Linked DNA regions of Homo sapiens: region 1 is linked to region 2. A link is a loop called in an ENCODE intact Hi-C map of the cell type or tissue named here. Cell type or tissue: spleen. All regions are shown on one strand.

Region 1 (8,000 bases), 46 kb after region 2:
TCATGTGCCTCACCATTGTGTTGTGTTGGCACTGAGGTGCATGATGGGAGGTTAAGAACCTGCTCACCTGTTCACCTAGGTGTCCTGCCCAGGTGGGACACCAGGGCAGAGATTGTGGCTGAGCTGAGAAGATGGCCATGTACCATAAGGAGGTGCTAGGAGGCAGGCAGGAAGTGGGTCAGGGCAGGGCAAGGGGAAAACTTATTCTGTGAGCTCAGGGGGCACTTGGAAGTGGCCTTTGCTATGTATGTGCGTATGTGTGAGTACACACGTTTGCTGGCCACATGCATGTGCACGCTCACACATGTAACCTACAGTCCTGGTTAGTCCATCTCCTGCATTTTGTGTAACCCATAGGCAGGAGAGCTTGGGAAGGGCCCTTTTGCCAGGCTGGGCCGAGCATGGCACTGGCTTAAAACAGGGCCTTACTTTCTCAGCCTCTTAGGGAAGGGCTGGATGGGCTGAGCCTCCAGGCCTCTTTCCGCTCTGTCAGAGAGAAACTATCTTCTGTCCTGGCTCATGATATCCTAAGTGGCATGGTAGAGCAGCTGAGGGCTGGAGAGGGGAGGTGTTTGCTGCCCTGCTCCTGGTACTTGGGAACTGGGACACACCAAAGGAGAAAAGGAAGAAAACTGGCAAATGAAGAAGGTGGAATGAGCACATGGAAGAAATCGGCCAGGACTGTGTTTGTGTTTGGGATGAGCAGAGAGACGGGGCGTTTACACTCAGGCCAGGTGGGCTTGGGGGTGGGGCATGGACCCAGGGTAGCACTGCCAGATATAGCAAATAAAACAACATGCTACCCATTTAAATTTGAATTTCAGATAAATAATAATTTTAGCATAAATATGTCCTGTGTAATATTTGGGACAATGCCCAGTTAAATCTGAATTTCAGATAAGCAAGTATAAGTTTGAATAAGTCCCATGCAACATTTGTATTTTATCTGGCAGCTCTGACCCAGGGGGCTCCTGTGATGTGGAAGGTGTGGGCTTTGCCATCACACAGATGTAGCCACAAATACCCTCCTTTAACCTTTTGTGTTGCTTTCCTCAGCTGTATGGTTTGATGACTTGCCCACCCCAGAGACAGTGAGGACAAACACCCCCTTAGAGGGAGACTCCACGAAGCACAGAGGGGAGTGGAGGAGGCAGCAGGAGACAGGCGCAGTATTGGCTTCTATTAAACTTTCTCCTCTCTCCCCTCTCTCTTTTTTTTTTTTTTTTTTTTTGAGACAGAGTTTCACTCTTATTGCCCAGGCTGGAGTGCCATGGTGCAATCCCAGCTCACTGAAACCTCTGCCTCCCGGGTTCAAGCGATTCTTCTCCCTCAGCCTCTGGAGTAGCTGGGATTGCAGGCACCTGCCACCAAGCCCGGCTAATTTTTTTGTATTTTCGTAGAGACAGGGTTTCACCATGTTGGCCAGGCTGGTCTCGAACTCCTGACCTCAGGTGATCCACCCGCCTCAGCCTCCCAAAGTGCTGGGATTACAGGTGTGAGCCACCGCGCCCAGCCTCCCCTGTATTTTCTGGTTGGACACCTGCTCCCTGCCCCCAGGAACCTCTGACTCTTGGGAACACCTAAGGGTCGACACCTGGCTATAGAGCAACCCCTCTTACTATCTCCCCACCCAGCTCCCGGTAGGATAAGGTGCTCTCTGGAGAATTCCCCCACCCTTTCAAGTCAGGGTTCAGGCTCCCCTGGGATCTCTAGTCCTCTAGGGTAGGGGGGTCCTAGGCTCCCCTGCCATCTGGCAGCCAGGAAAGGGGTATTGGATTGCTGAAGGAGTCTCCGAGCCGCCAGCAGAATCCTCCACTTGGGACTAAAAGACCTTTTTAAGCAGCTCCCCGTAGAGGGTGGGAGAGCCAATCCTGATGGACTCTGGCTTGGCAGGCTGAAGAGAGCAATTATACCAATTAAGCTCTGGAACAGAATCAACAACCCCCAGCAGCGCCTCTCGTTCTCCCACGTGGACCTGGCCCCTCAAGTGATTTCTGATTATAATTCTTACCTGCAGTAATGGGGCAGATTAGCAGGGACCTCACAGGCCAGTTCGGGCTTGCTTAGGCTCTGGGGAAACAGCTTAACCTGTCGAGGGCCAAACTGCTTCTCATACTCCCCCAGCTAAGGGCTGAGGCTGAAGCAGGGAGGGAAGGAAGGGGACCCTTCCCTCCAAGTCCCAAGGGGCATGTGGTGTGAAAGTCGCCAGGTCATAGGACATCCCAGGGAGATGGGGACATAGGGTCCTGGTCTGAATTGACTGAAATGAGATGAGGACCTAACAGGGAGCAAGCGTAGCAGAAGAGCTTTAGGTTAGACAGCAAGAAGTGACCCACTGACAGCGACCCAGGACAATAGCGTACACTAAGAATCACACTGTGTCAGAGCCTGAAGGAGCCTTCCAGCCTCACTCGTCTCATATGAGGAGCCTGAAGCCCACAGAGATAAAGAGAAATGCCCAAAGGCAGTGGTAGGGCTGGGACTCAAACTCAGAGCTTCGCAGGGTGTGGTGGCTCACGCCTGTAATCCCAGCACTTTGGGAGGCTGAGGTGGGCAGATCACCTGAGTTCGGGAGTTCAAGACCATCCTGACCAACATGGGGAAACCCCATCTCTACTAAAAATACAAAATTAGACGGGCGTGGTGGCACACGCCTATAATCCCAGCTACTTGGGAGGCTGCGGTAGGAGAATCACTTGAACCCTGGTTGCGGAGGTTGCAGTGAGCCGAGATCGCGCCATTGCACTCCAGCCTGGGCAACGAGAGCAAAACTCTGTCTCAAAAAAAAAAAACAAAAGCAAAAACAAAAACAAAACAAAACAACTCAGAGCTTCTTTTCACTCTACCAGTCTAGTTCCCCAAAAGCGAAGGAATGACAGAGAGACTCACAGTTCTTTGTGTAAGATATGGATATGCAAGAAGCATATCTCTATTTGGAAACCAGGGGCCCTTACAGCCCACAGAGGACTAAATCAATCTAGTGGACCCTTTCTGGGATTTATTTCTCTAATCCATCTTATATCCTACCAGATCTTAGTCAAATACAAGATAAAGGGGACAGATTCAGGGGTCTGAGTGGGCCTCTAGCTGACCCATGGATGTCATCAAATATTCATTTAAAAGCAATCACTCGTGCAAAGCTCCATGCTCAGGGCTTTGCCATAGTACCCGCTCCCTGAGTGCAGGCTGACTTTAAATTCAAAGGTCAGTGTGCCCTAAGGGAGGCGAGGAAAGCAAGGGAAAGAGGGCAGGTGTCCTCCTCTTCTGTTCCATTCAGGTCAGCCACGACTTGGGTCCCCTCCCTAGCTCTGAGCCACATTACATGAGAAGACATGGCAATGGTAGGACAGAGGGCTTTAGGAGCAGAGAGAGACTGAAACCCAGAATTCATGAGGAAAGGTGGGCCTGAATGAAGTAGGCTCCACAGGGCTGGGGCACATCCAGAGAGGAATTCCACTTCTCATCCAAGAAGAGGAAGATGATGCCTCCAGAGTCTCTTCCATGACATGGTCTCATCCTAAGAAAGTATCTCCAGCCAGTCCTAGTACCTGAAGTATCCCTTTCCCTCCCCAGCCTATCAGGGTTTTGCAGAGTAGGAAAGGAGGGCAAAGGTTCTGTTTCAGATGCTGAAAGCTCAGAGAAGGGGAGCCCCTAGCCAGCTTTCTTCCAGTGACTTACAAACTCAGGTTGCTGAATTTAGTGGGCTTCTCTGCCCAAACTCCCACACCAGCCTGGTTGCCTCCCTCTCTCCTTGAAGCTGCCCATCACTAAGACCCTCCTGAATAGGAGTGGCTACATAATGGGGATGAAAAGCCTGTGTTTACCAAGAATCTCAGCTGGGCACAGTGGCTCATGTCTATAATCCCAGCACTTTGGGAGGCTCAGGCGGGAGGATTGCTTGAGCTCAGGAGTTTGAGACCAGCCTGGACAAAATAGCAAGACACCCTCTCTAGAAAAAAATTTAAAAGTTAGCCAGGCATGGTGGCACGCTCCAGTAGTCCCAGCTACTCAGGAGGCTGCGGCAGGAGGATCTTTTGATCCCAGAAGTCGAGGCTGCAGTGAGCTGTGTTCACACCACTTCACTCCAGCCTGGGCAACAAAGTGAGACCCTATTTCCAAAACAAACAAACAAAAAACTTCAAGATGGCAATAGAACACTAAACCAGGTACAGGCCCCTTCTGCTATCAGGGCCCTGGCAACCACACAGGTCGCAGGCCCATGAGGTCGGCTCTGCTCCCAAACTAAAAAATCCTCAAAAGCTGTGGGCTAGGCCTGCTCCTGTTCTCATTTCCTAACTCTGCGTTTGAGAGGAAGAAAGAGGCTGGGAGGTGAGATACCTTGAGGACAAAGACAGTTCATTTGACACAGGATTACTGATTGTTTGCTCCTGGCCGACCCCAGGGCTGGTTTTCATCTCTGAACCCCCCACCCCTACTTGGCTACATAGCTGACTTTCAGTTGAACACAGGAAGGGAGAGAATAGAGAAAAGATGTGGGTGGGGAGGGGGACATCTCAGTCTCTGGTTGGAGTACAGAATGGAGGGTGGAAGGGGGAGGATATTAAAAGTTAAAAAAAAAAAAAGCAGCCACTATGGAAATGGTTATTCTGTGGGGAAAATATTCCACGTGGGAGCCGTTGATTGCCTGGAGGGACCAACGGCCCTGACCGAGAGCCTGCCTGGGAAGGCAAGGATTCCAGCAGGGAGCAGGCTGGCACCTGCCGAGCAGTGAGGAGATGCCCTTGGGCCTTCCATAGGCGGCAGGGCCCAGCCTCCCACACCAGCACCAGCCGCCAGTGCCAGGTGCCAGCTTCTGCACGGAGGGCCACGGGGCTCCAATGGGGTTGTGGGGTCCCCTGCCCATGGCATGTCCTGGCCCTGCTTGGCAGGAGGGCTTGCTCGACTGGGGAACACACAGAATCTGTACCCACAGACTCCACCAACTCAGGCACGGATGCTCATGAGCTTCTGCCTTCCCGCGGACTGACACCCCTCCCAGCCTCTCTCCTGGAGAACACAGCCTGCATTCTGTGAAGGCCCTTTATGGTCTCATGAAGGCTTCCATAAAGCCCTACTGCCCCCACATCCCTCCCTCACTACCTATCAGACTGCCTGAAATGCCTCTCATTACAGATGGTATCATTCCCTTTGTCTTCAATTCAATAGGATTGGATTAAATATAATAAACATTCATTGAGTGCCTACTATTATGCCAGCCTTGTGCTTAGTTCTAGGGTTCAAACTTGAATAACACATAGTCTCTTTCCAGAGAAGCTCTTAGACTATATACTTTGCTGTTTGATAAAACAATATAAAAACCTTAGCTTTTATATTGAGAAGGAGCTAATTGCCAGGTGTGCTCAGCATTTACATATATTATCATATTTAATCTTCATGCTAGCCCTGTGGAGTAGGAACCTTATGCTTCCCATCTTGCATGCAGAAAAGGAGGCTCAGAGGAATGAAGCCATTGGTCTGACTCCAAAGCTACCACTCAATTCAGGCTTATTGATAAGGCTTCTCCTTATCAAGATTTGAACATCAGAGCTTGTCCTGAAAGGCCTGTCCCATTTAATGAAAAGAAACCTTCTCAGTTAAAGAGTACACTCCTAGCCGAGGCCCTTAGGGGGCTGAAAACTGGGGCTGTAGCCAAAGGGACTAAACAGTGTGTCTGCACTAGAAGTAGTCACCAAGCCCAGAATCCATATGACTGGACTCCAGACCCAGTTACAGGGAGCTCCCCTTCAAGCAGGTGCCAGGCATTGACCTACATATAATCTGGGAAGCTAAGGACTCCCCAGATCCATCATCCCTCCATCTTGGGTGTTGTATGCCTCTGGTATCCTCTAAGACAACACTGTTCAATAGAGCTTTCTGCAGAGACATATTCATTATCCGCCCTGTGGCTATTGAGCTCTTGAAGTGTGGCCAGCATGACTGAGGAACCGCATTTTAAATTTTATTTTAACTGACACATGCCATACTGGATGGCACAGTTCTAAGAAATTAGCCAGGCGTTCCACACAAGACATGAAGGATACAGAGATGAATGAATTTGGTTCCTGCCCTCAAGGAACTCATAGTCTAGCAACGAAGATTAACAAATAATCAATTGTGATTGTGTGTGTGTGTGTGCGCGCGTTAGAGAGAGAGGAAAAGAGAGGCTGTGTCTGAAAATGGTGTGCACCAAGAGTTGAGGGAATGAATTAAAGGGTGTGGAACCTTCAGCCACGGAGGTAGGACAAACTTCCTAGAAGGAGTAAAGAGGGGACATTCATGTGAGTCTTGAGGAATAACTGAATTTTCACCAAGTGGATGAGGGTAATGAGCATTTCTGGCAAAGAAGGGTGTGTGCAGAGGTACTGACCAAAGAACAACATGGGAGAGGAGAACAACTCATCTGTGCTGAGCAGAGGGTCCTGGGTGACGCAGGGAGTGAGGGCTTGGGTCAGATGCGAAAGGTAGTAGGGAAAAGAACGTGCGGGTCCTTGGGGGCTTTATGGATCTGAACTTTAAATTGTAGGCATTGGGAAGTCTGGGTTGAGAAAGACCACTCTGGTGGGGTGGGGGTGGGGATGTGAAGGCTGGCAAAGGTCTTGTTCTTGCTGATACACAGGGCGCTATGACTTCAGACGAGTCCCTTTCCTCTCTCCAGGATCAGTGTCTTCACCTGCTCAAGGAGGGGTTCGCTTCAAGAGTCCCTGTGGCTCTGTCCGTCCGAGAGCCTATACATTCTTTGGACAAATTCTTCTGTGCTATGTCCCTGTGTCCCCAGGCAGGGCAACTTACAAGCACATGGTGTTGTGCAGAGGCACAGAGTAGCCAACCCCCACTCCCCCACCTCCAGGCATCTCAAGATGACCAAATTCTACCATTTGGATAATATTCTTTTTTTAGAGTGTAGAAGCTGCCTGTTATTTTTTTTTTTTTTTTAATCTGGAAAGTATTATTAGGTAGCCTTTTAGTGGAGAACAGCTTTTTGAGAGAAGCTTCTAAAAATGAGACACAGACTTGGAACACAGGGAGCTTTGGACCAGAGAGATGAGGAGCTGGGAAAGATGGTCGATAGAGGTGGGAGATAGTAAAAGGCCAACTTCAGAGCTTTGAACAACTTTACCCAAGTGCCCACTTTGGTCACTTTTCTCCCCCATTACATGGGAAGACCCCTGAAGACGCGGGCTATGTCCCCTCTTTCCCTGAAACTTGCCCACCATGGATATTCAGTCTGTGTTTTTTATTGATCCAGTTATGGGCACTTTCAGCATTGTTCAGATGATTGCTTGATGGGGAGATCACAGCAGTGGAAGTGACAGCTAACAGGGACCCCACTTAACCAGGGAGGAAAGGGGACTCTGAGGGACTGAGTGATTTGTCCAAGGTCACAGAGTAAAGAGATGGCAAAGCCAGAGAAGGCATTGGTTTTGAGTCCGGTGTTCTTTGAGTTCACTGTTCACCTCTCTCCTGCCCTTGTCCTCTTGGGAGAAGAAGAAGGTGTTCACCGATTCCTGCCCACCCCCACATACAGTGCAATGGGGGGCCCCCAGAGACACTTCCCAGGTCACTGGTTGAGGAACTATGAAGACCCTGGTCTCTGAGAACCATTCCTTGGCAGCATCCAACACTTGGGGCTCATCCCTTGCATCCCAGCAGTGCCTCTCCCCATCTGGAACCCATCACCAGGCCCTCACAGAGCACACAAGCCCTGAAGAGCCCAAAAGTGACAACTCTGGGGAGTCGGAGCCTGAGTACTCCTGGTGGGACAGTCCCATGGTGACAGAGAGCATGGGGAGCAGAGGAGGTCAACTGAGCCACCAGAAGCTGGAGTGAGAACTCCACTTCCCTGCAGAGGTGGGGTGGGGGTGATGGTGCATGGAGCCTTGAATTAACCTTTCCATACCCACTTACAATTGAGGAGAGAGGGGAGGTGGGAGCTAGAGCAGCACTTTTCTCTCTCTCCTCACCCAGGGGAAAAGCTTGTTGGAGGAAAGTGATTTCATCAG
Region 2 (8,000 bases):
AGGGGAAGCCATAGGTCTCCAGCCCAGGGGGCCGCCCAGCTTCAGAAGCTTCCAGAATGAGATCCACATCAGAGAAGGCTACCAGGGCCTGGGTAGAATCACAGGAGCTCTTCTCCAGCTCCCCGGCCGCAGCATAGGCTAGGGGCCCTGAGTCCCCTGCGCGGGGCCGAAGCCGCCGAAGGTCATCCCGGAAGTGGGGGTTGAAGAGCAGGTACAGCAGTGGGTTGAGGCAGGCAGGCAGGGGCAGCACCACCAGCAGGACAGACTTGACGGCCTCGGGCGTGACAGGGAAGAGGCCCAGCATGGAGGCAAAGCTGAGGAAGGCCACGGGACAGTAGAGGAGCCCGTCTGCGAAGATGAGCCAGGCCACGTGCCTCACCATGGCGCAGTCCCACACGGCCTCAAAGTCGCCCCGCGGCAGGTCACAGTACAGTTTGATGTAGGCACCGGCCACGACCAGGAAACAGAAGGAGTTCATCATCACCAGGGCCACGGTGAAGCCCAGGGCTGCTGGCTGACCCTCAGGTGGCGCGTAGGGCAGGCAGAGTGGGGAGGCCCCGTATTCTCCCACTGAGGCCAGGGGCAGCGCGGCGGCCAGCCCTGCCAGTGCCAGGCAGCCTAGGACCCCTGCTCGAACGCTGCCCAGGGAGGGGGACTTCCCATAGGCCCGGACACAGGAGACGGAGACGCTGCACTGCACTGCGGCCAGAGTGAGCAGCAGCACCGATGCCTCCGACCCAAGTACTGCCAGGAAGCCAGTGGCCCGGCAGCCTAGCCCCGTCTCCCAGCGGGCTCCGTACTCAGAGAACTGACCAAAGGTCAGGGCATCGACTGAGGCTAGAAGGCCACAGGAAATGCCAGTCAAGGTGTTGGCGCCTGCAATCGCACCTACCACAAACTTGACCGGGGGCAGGGGGACAGGCCCGCCAGCGAACACGGTCAGCAGCACCAGTCCATTGCAGAGCACGGAGAGCAACACGATGGCCCACACGGCCAGGCGGATGCCCCAGCTTTCAAAGAGGTACTCACAGGGCTTGAAGGGGCCTGTAGGAGAGATCAGACATTAACCCTGGGCCAGAGGATGGTGGGACCAGGTCTTCAGGACCAAGGTCAGCCTCTGTATTCAGAGAATTTCCAATCAAAAGGAGATGAACATGGCCCTTGCCCTCGGAAAACTCCCAGTCTAAGGGAGGCTGACCCTGTTTCTGGCCCCAGAGAACTCCAAGTTGGAGGTTCTCTCACCTTAGAGAACTCCCAGCTGTGGGACATACACGACTCTTCTTCCGAAGAGCTGCAAGTGGGGTGAACCCTAACCCTCCTCTCAATACACCAGAACATAGAACGCATATAGGCCAGGCATGGTGGCTCACGACTATAATTCCAGCACTTCCGGAGGCTGAGGCGGATGGATTGTCTGAGGTCAGGAGTTTGAGACCAGCCTGGCCAACAAAGCAAAACCCCATCTCTACTACAAATACAAAAAATTAGCTGGGTGTGGTGGCACGCACATGTAGTCCCAACTACTTGGGAGGCTGAGGCAGAAGAATCACTTGAACCCGGGGGACGGAGGTTGCAGTGAGCTAAGATTGCTCTACTGCACTCCAGCCTGGGCAACAGAGCAAGACTCTCTCTCTCCCCAAAAAAACAAAAAAAAAACAAAAAAACACACACATGGTACAAATTAATACAGTACAAACCCAGATATTGAGGAAATGTTAAGTGAAGGACAGCACTGGAAAGAAAGGAAGGACAGGCTGCCATCAAGGAGTGGAGAGGGTATCAGAATTGGGAGCTATGGTGGGTAGGGACAGAGGCATGAGGGACTGCCCAGACAGTAACCAGTCTATGCCTGAGGCTCTGTTTCTCTCAGTCAGTCCCCAGTGATCCACTAAGTCCTCCACTGTGGGAGAGTCCTGACCAAATATTATACCAGGCTGGCTCTCCCTTGCTCTGTGAGAGGGGTACAGACCACATTGAATACTTGTCAGTCAATCAGTATTTCGGAGGTAAATTGCCTCAAGTACAGTAAATCAAAATACAGATGACTTCTGGGGTTTTCCAACCTAGGTCCACACGAGATGCGTGAGATCCTGGTGTTTTCCATCCCTCTCTCCAAAGTCTGTTCCTAAATCACCTTGTAACTTTGGAAATATTATTTCTTCATTTTCTTTGGCTTTCCACTCTTGTTCTTCAATGTGTTTCTTGGTAGCTTGGGAATTTGAGAGGCTTTTGTGGGAGCTATTTTTAAACCTTTTCTTTCTTATTACCAAATATAATAGGTGATAACTGTAGAAAATTTGAAAATATAACATGAAAACATTAAAATGACATGAGACTTCACCTCTCAGAGATAACTCATTATTTTGGTATGCTTCCGTCCAGTCTTTAAAAAATACATACATACATATAGGTTTTCAAGCTAAATTAAGATTTTACTGTTGTTATCATTTGGATATGGTTTGTCTGCACCAAAACTCATGCTGAAATGGAATCCCCCAATGTGGGAATGTTGGAGGTGGGGCCTAGTGGGAGGTGTCTGGGTCATGGGGACAGATCCCTCAGGAACAGATTAATGTCCTTCTGTGAGGGTGAGTGAGTTCTCAATCAATCCAGGGAATGGATTAGTTCCCTAGGAGTGGGTTGTTAAAGGGAGTCTGGCTTCTCTTTCACCCTGTGATCTATTTGCACATACCCACTCCCCTTCTGCTTTCCATCACAAGTTGAAGCAGCCTGAGGCCCTCATCACATGCAGCTGTCCAATCTTGAACCTCCCAGCCACCAGAATTGTGAGTCAAACAAAACTCTTTCCTTTATAAATTACCTAGCCTTAGGTATTCTGTTATAGCAACACGAAGCGGACTAAGACAACTGTATATGCGTTTCTCGTTCTCTTTAAGTCACATTTTTATCAAGCAGACTTTCCCAAATTTTTTCCCAGAGAAATATTTTTATATTACTCAAAACATATTTTATGTACCATAAAATGTACCATAATTATTTGACCATTTGGTGTGAGTTATTTTAGAAGCAAGCTCGAGTTGGACTTTGTCTTTTGGAACTTCCTCTTTTACCTCATCCCTGCTGATTACTGGTTTTCAGAGGTGAAATTTCCATGGCATTGTGAATGCAGCATGTGTGTTTTTCCAAGTCAGAAGCAGCACCTGCTTCCTCCAGGTTGGGTTAGTGCTCTGGCCCCAAGCTGGCACTAGAGGGCGTGCTGTTGTCACCAAGCACTGAAAACTCGGGCTGGGCAAGGCCAGGCAATCACTCTATAGGCTTTAGAGAGGGTAAAGGGAGAAGGCAAGGGTCCTGGGCCAGAGAAAGCTGGAAAACTGGAAAACGGAGGTGGAACGAAATAGAAGAAGCAAACTGTTCATCACTTCTGTTCATTCTGAAGAATCCCATCCTTGCCTAAGTAGCATGCTGCTTGCCACCTTCTGTGGCCTGTTAGCATTTTATATGCAAGCGAAGGGACTTCCTCACTCTAAATGTCTCAAGTTGAATTGCACCAAAGAGAAAGAGAATTTTCTTTTTTGCTTTCTTTATAGCAGGATGGATTTAGGTTAGATGCTAAAGGAGGCTTCCGCAACTATAAGCGTTAGATGGTGCTGTAAGGACTTACCCAGGGATACTATGGAGTTTTTCCACTGTGCAGAGTTTTAACAGAGACTGTAATCTTCCTGGGATGGAGCAGGGAGGGATGGAGAAGGTGACCTGTTGGAGTCCCACCTGGCTCTAGGATTCTGTGGTATGGGTCTTAGACTGAGGGATTACTCAAAAGCAGTCCCACGTGCCACCCTGAGCAATGGGGTCAAGGCATTCTTTCCTGCTTCTCTCCTGTGTAACAGTAGTTTTATCCTGGATGCATAAATGCTAATTGGCTGATTGCTTGACTTCGCCTCCATTCATGCTACTCCCCTCAAGCAGCCACCCAAGGGAAAGAACTCCAGTTCCTTCCCCAGGAATTACGAAAGGAGGGCCCTCTTGCAGCAGGCTGGGAGTCAGGCAAAGAATGTGGCTGCAGACATGCCAGGCTGAACTAATACCTCAACTAGGTGGTTGGGTGCCCTTTCTCCATTCCCCCTCGTCCCCATTCCCCAGACACCACCTCACCTGGAGTAGGGCTACACTGGACACTGGGGTGTGGCTTTGAGTCCTCCATCTCCAGCTGGAGCTCATCCAGGTCCTGGTCATCTGAAAGGAGAGACAAAGTGATGCAGGGTCCTGGGTCTTGGTGTCAGTCAAGCCCTACCTTTCTCCAAATGCCCCCTCCTTTAAGATGTCCCTTACTAACTCTGCTCAGCACTGTTCATTCTAGCAACCCGGCACATCCATTTCTACCCTTGGGGGTAAAGATTTGGTCAGCTTCCTATTATCCACATGTGGATTATCTGCACTGAAGAGTGCACAGCAAACATTTCACCTAGACCTTCTCTTTCTATTAGTCAGGGCTCTATGTCCTCTCCAGTCAGCCTTACCCACAAGTGCTGCTTCGAGTTGGAGTGGAAGCTGTTTCAATAATGTATGCTAGTGATCACACATTCTCTACTCTGGCTGGGCTGTCACTGTAATTTTGTGTCCAGTTGTGAAAACTACACATTAAGAAAAACATCAGTGAGCTGCAGTGTGTTTAGACGTGAACGAGTGAACTAGGGGGTGGGAGAGCAGAAGCCATTTGTGAGAGAAACAGTCAAAGCAACTGGGCGGTGTTTAACTTGGAGGAGGTAAGAGTAAGTGGGGGTATCATGGCCGTCCTCAAAGGGCTGAAGGACTGTTAGGGGTAAAGGAATTTGACTTCTACATGCTGTTTTGCCCCAGAGGGTAGAACCAGGATCAATGGATGGACTGTAGAACGAGGCAAATTATGATTCGAATGGAGACACTCTACTACTTCCTAACAAGAGTAAGTTCCCACAATTAGAGCTGTCCAGCAAAGGAACACCCCACCTTCAACAGGTGCAGAGTAGGTCCACATCTGCTGAGTGCAATTCTGGCACTGGGCAAATGCAGAAGAATTTCAGGGATGAATAAGAGATGGACCTGCTCTCAAAGAGCTTGTGGAGACTAATAAGGAAACAAATTGTCATGCTACAATGAGTGCCATCAACTAACAGATTTATTTACTAGCTAGAAGGGAATAATTTGAATGTTCCTAGCATAAAGAAAAGACAAATTTTTAAGGCAAAGGATATCCCGATTACTCTGATTTGATCTTTATATACATTATATGAATGTATTAAATAATCACATGTGCCCCCCATACATACATTTATTATGTATCAATTAGAAAAAAATTTTCAGCTAATAGATTCACTGAACAATAAGGGTTAACATTTCTTGAGTTCTTATTCGGCACCAGGTACTGTGCCCAGTCAGTCCTCATCTTCATGGTCCCATTAACCTTCACAACATCCATGTGAGGCAGGTGACAGATAAGGAGACTGAGGCTCATTGAAGTTAAGTGGCTTGCCTGCAGCCTCACAGCAATAGACTAGAATTCAGATGCAGGTTTGTCTGACTACAGAGCCCAGATGTTTAACCATCATGCTTTCCCAGGCAAGGGACTGATTACTTTGGGGGGTCAGGGGGTGGGGAGGGTTCAGGAGATTTACAGATGCATGAGCTGAACATAATTTGTCACTGATGATACTAAACAGAAAGTCCCCAATGGGAGAGAAAGCACTTCTACCTGAGTCAGAGGCTGGACTAGATCATCTTTAATGTTCTTTTCAATTCTAAGTCCAGGCTTTACACTTTTTTTTTTTTTTTGAGATGGAGTCTCGCTCTGTTGCCCAGGCTGGAGTGCAGTGGCATGATCTCGGCTCACTGCAAGCTCTGCCTCCTGGGTTCACGCCATTCTCCTGCCTCAGCCTCCTGAGCAGCTGGGACTACAGGCGCCCGCCACCACGCCTGGCTAATTTTTTGTATTTTTTTAGAGATGGGGTTTCATGGTGTTAGCCAGGATGGTCTGGATCTCCTGACCTTGTGATCCGCCTGCCTCGGCCTCCCAAAGTGCTGGGATTACAGGCGTGAGCCACCGTGCCCGGCCTTACACTTTTTTTTTCTTATTCACTTTTGCAGTGTTTCTCAAACTAGGGCCTGTGAACTCTAGGGGGTTGCAGACATGCTGGAGGTCCACAAATTCTATACGAATTTTGAAATGAGAATCTAGAACATTTTATAATCTATAAAGACAAAACATTTTTTGCAGTGATAATCCATCACTGAAAGGCTTTTTAAAGAATAAGACAAGTTTCTCAGGTCAGACTGGAAATGTGTCTGAAGACCCAAGTTGGGGAAAGAATGGCTTGTCTTCAAAAGGTAACTGTACAATCTTCAGGTTTAAGAGACAGCATCCTGTGGGCTCTTCCTCCATCATACAGGGCAATGGATAGGTGACTCTGTTTGTTGCACTTGTTCCATCTTTGGTTCACAAAGTCTGTTTCCTGTGTGGATCCTTCCTCCTCACTTAAAGGGTAAACACCATCAGTTGGGAGCTTTCCCAGGAGGCAGGAAGACTGTGAAGCTGCTCCTGGCCCAGACACCATCAGGGCAGGTCGGAGGCTGAGTCGTGCCCACAGAGTCCTGGCATTTCCTCCTCTCTACCTTTCACTCCCTGCCCACCCCTGCTCTCCAGAAAGAAGTTCAGCAATTCTTTGAAATCAAAATGCATGAATGAAACACAAGGGGTGAAACCCGTGGACTCTGTCTGAGGCTGGGAAAATCACAGCCAAGGTGTTAAGTAACCACTCTTCAAACGAGGAGGAAATCGAATCTGGCTGGAGCAGCAGCTCCTGGCTTTCCTTCTCGAGGCTCATTAGCTCCCACAGGAAGTGGGGGGCCCTGCCCTAGCTCCCGTTACAGGCGGCAGGCAGCCCACGATCTTGACGCCCTGTGGTTCTCCAAGACCTAAGCTCGGTGGAAAGTTTCACCTTGAGGAAGGAAAGTTTCCATTCTTCCTTCCAGCCCCCTGAGGGAGTGTACAGCAGACATCCGGGAATGTCCCCCGGGGACAGCTGTCTGCTGGCCCAGAGCCAGCCAGGCTGCTGGGCTGCTCCTCATCGGGTCCTCATACCCTCCCTAGGGAGGTGTGTTAATACATTGGGAAGAAGGCTCTCAGAGACCCCCAGGTTGCCTGCCCACCATTTGCCCTCCATACACTGTGCCCCGGACTCCACAGTTGCACTCTCCCTATACATGTACACCAGAAGGCACCAGTCCTCAGTAGTAGCGATGAGCATACTTCATCATTTATGGAATCTTTTAGTCTTCCCCAACAGCCTATGAGCTATCCATTATCTTTCTCATTTACTTATTTATTTATTTAGTTTTTTGAGACAGAATCTCACTCTGTCACCCAGGCTGGAGTTTGCAGTGGTGCGATCTCAGCTCACTATAACCTCCGCCTCCTGGGCTTAAGCCATTCTCCTGTCTCAGCCTCCCAAGTAGCTGGGACTACAGGCGCATGCCACCATGACTGGCTAATTTTTGTATTTTTGGTAGAGAAGGGGTTTCACCATGTTGGCCAGGCTGGTCTCGAACTCCTGACCTAAAGTGATCCACCCGCCTTGGCCTCCCAAAGTGCTGGAATTATAGGCTTGAGCCACCGCGCCCAGCCAATTATCTTTCTCATTTAAAGATAAGGAAAGTGAGGCTCAGTATGGTTACATGACTGGTCCAATGCAATCCAACTGGTGAATGTTGTAGTTGGGATTGGACCTCAGTTTTGTCTACGCTGTAATGAGATGTTTTTCTTACATGTTTATATTTGATTTTTCGTTTGTTTATTTTCTCCATTGAAATATTGTGGAGAGTTAGAGATGGAAAAAGAATACCCCAAAGCAGAGGACCCCTACTCTCTCCCTCCTAATTCTGCTTGTGTTCTGTAATACGGGCAGGGGGAGAGGGAAGCCCTTTTATCTGCCCTTGGTATCTAAGATACCACTTAGTAAATGATCCCTCAGAACCCCCTTGGCTGCCTGCCTCCAACATGTGCCTTT

Evidence for each region. Hi-C counts contacts between places; a loop is a spot of excess contacts. Peaks named below come from ENCODE experiments on the same cell type or tissue, not always from the same donor. Only the 100,000 strongest peaks of a DNase experiment are listed, where the experiment ranks them.
Region 1: it touches region 2 in a loop (2.4-fold over the local background); 41 of 110 quality-filtered maps call a loop at or near these places.

Annotation. Positions count from the first base shown.
Region 1 is chr1:202,265,040-202,273,039 of GRCh38, reverse strand. All of the region lies in intron 4 of LGR6 (leucine rich repeat containing G protein-coupled receptor 6), which reads right to left. Among named protein-coding and RNA genes, the nearest start is that of UBE2T, 73 kb to the left of the region's middle. In spleen, no CTCF peak of the experiment used is centred here; a DNase peak (open chromatin) is centred at 4,859; H3K27me3 peaks cover 1,544 bases.
Region 2 is chr1:202,310,996-202,318,995 of GRCh38, reverse strand. LGR6 (leucine rich repeat containing G protein-coupled receptor 6) reads right to left here. Exons shown (of 18, transcript NM_001017403.2): 17 at 4,114-4,194; 18 at 1-1,044. Among named protein-coding and RNA genes, the nearest start is that of UBE2T, 27 kb to the left of the region's middle. RefSeq lists a silencer at 415-575. In spleen, CTCF peaks have their summits at 2,989 and 3,189 (motif pointing right); DNase peaks (open chromatin) are centred at 205, 595 and 3,215; H3K27me3 peaks cover 1,721 bases.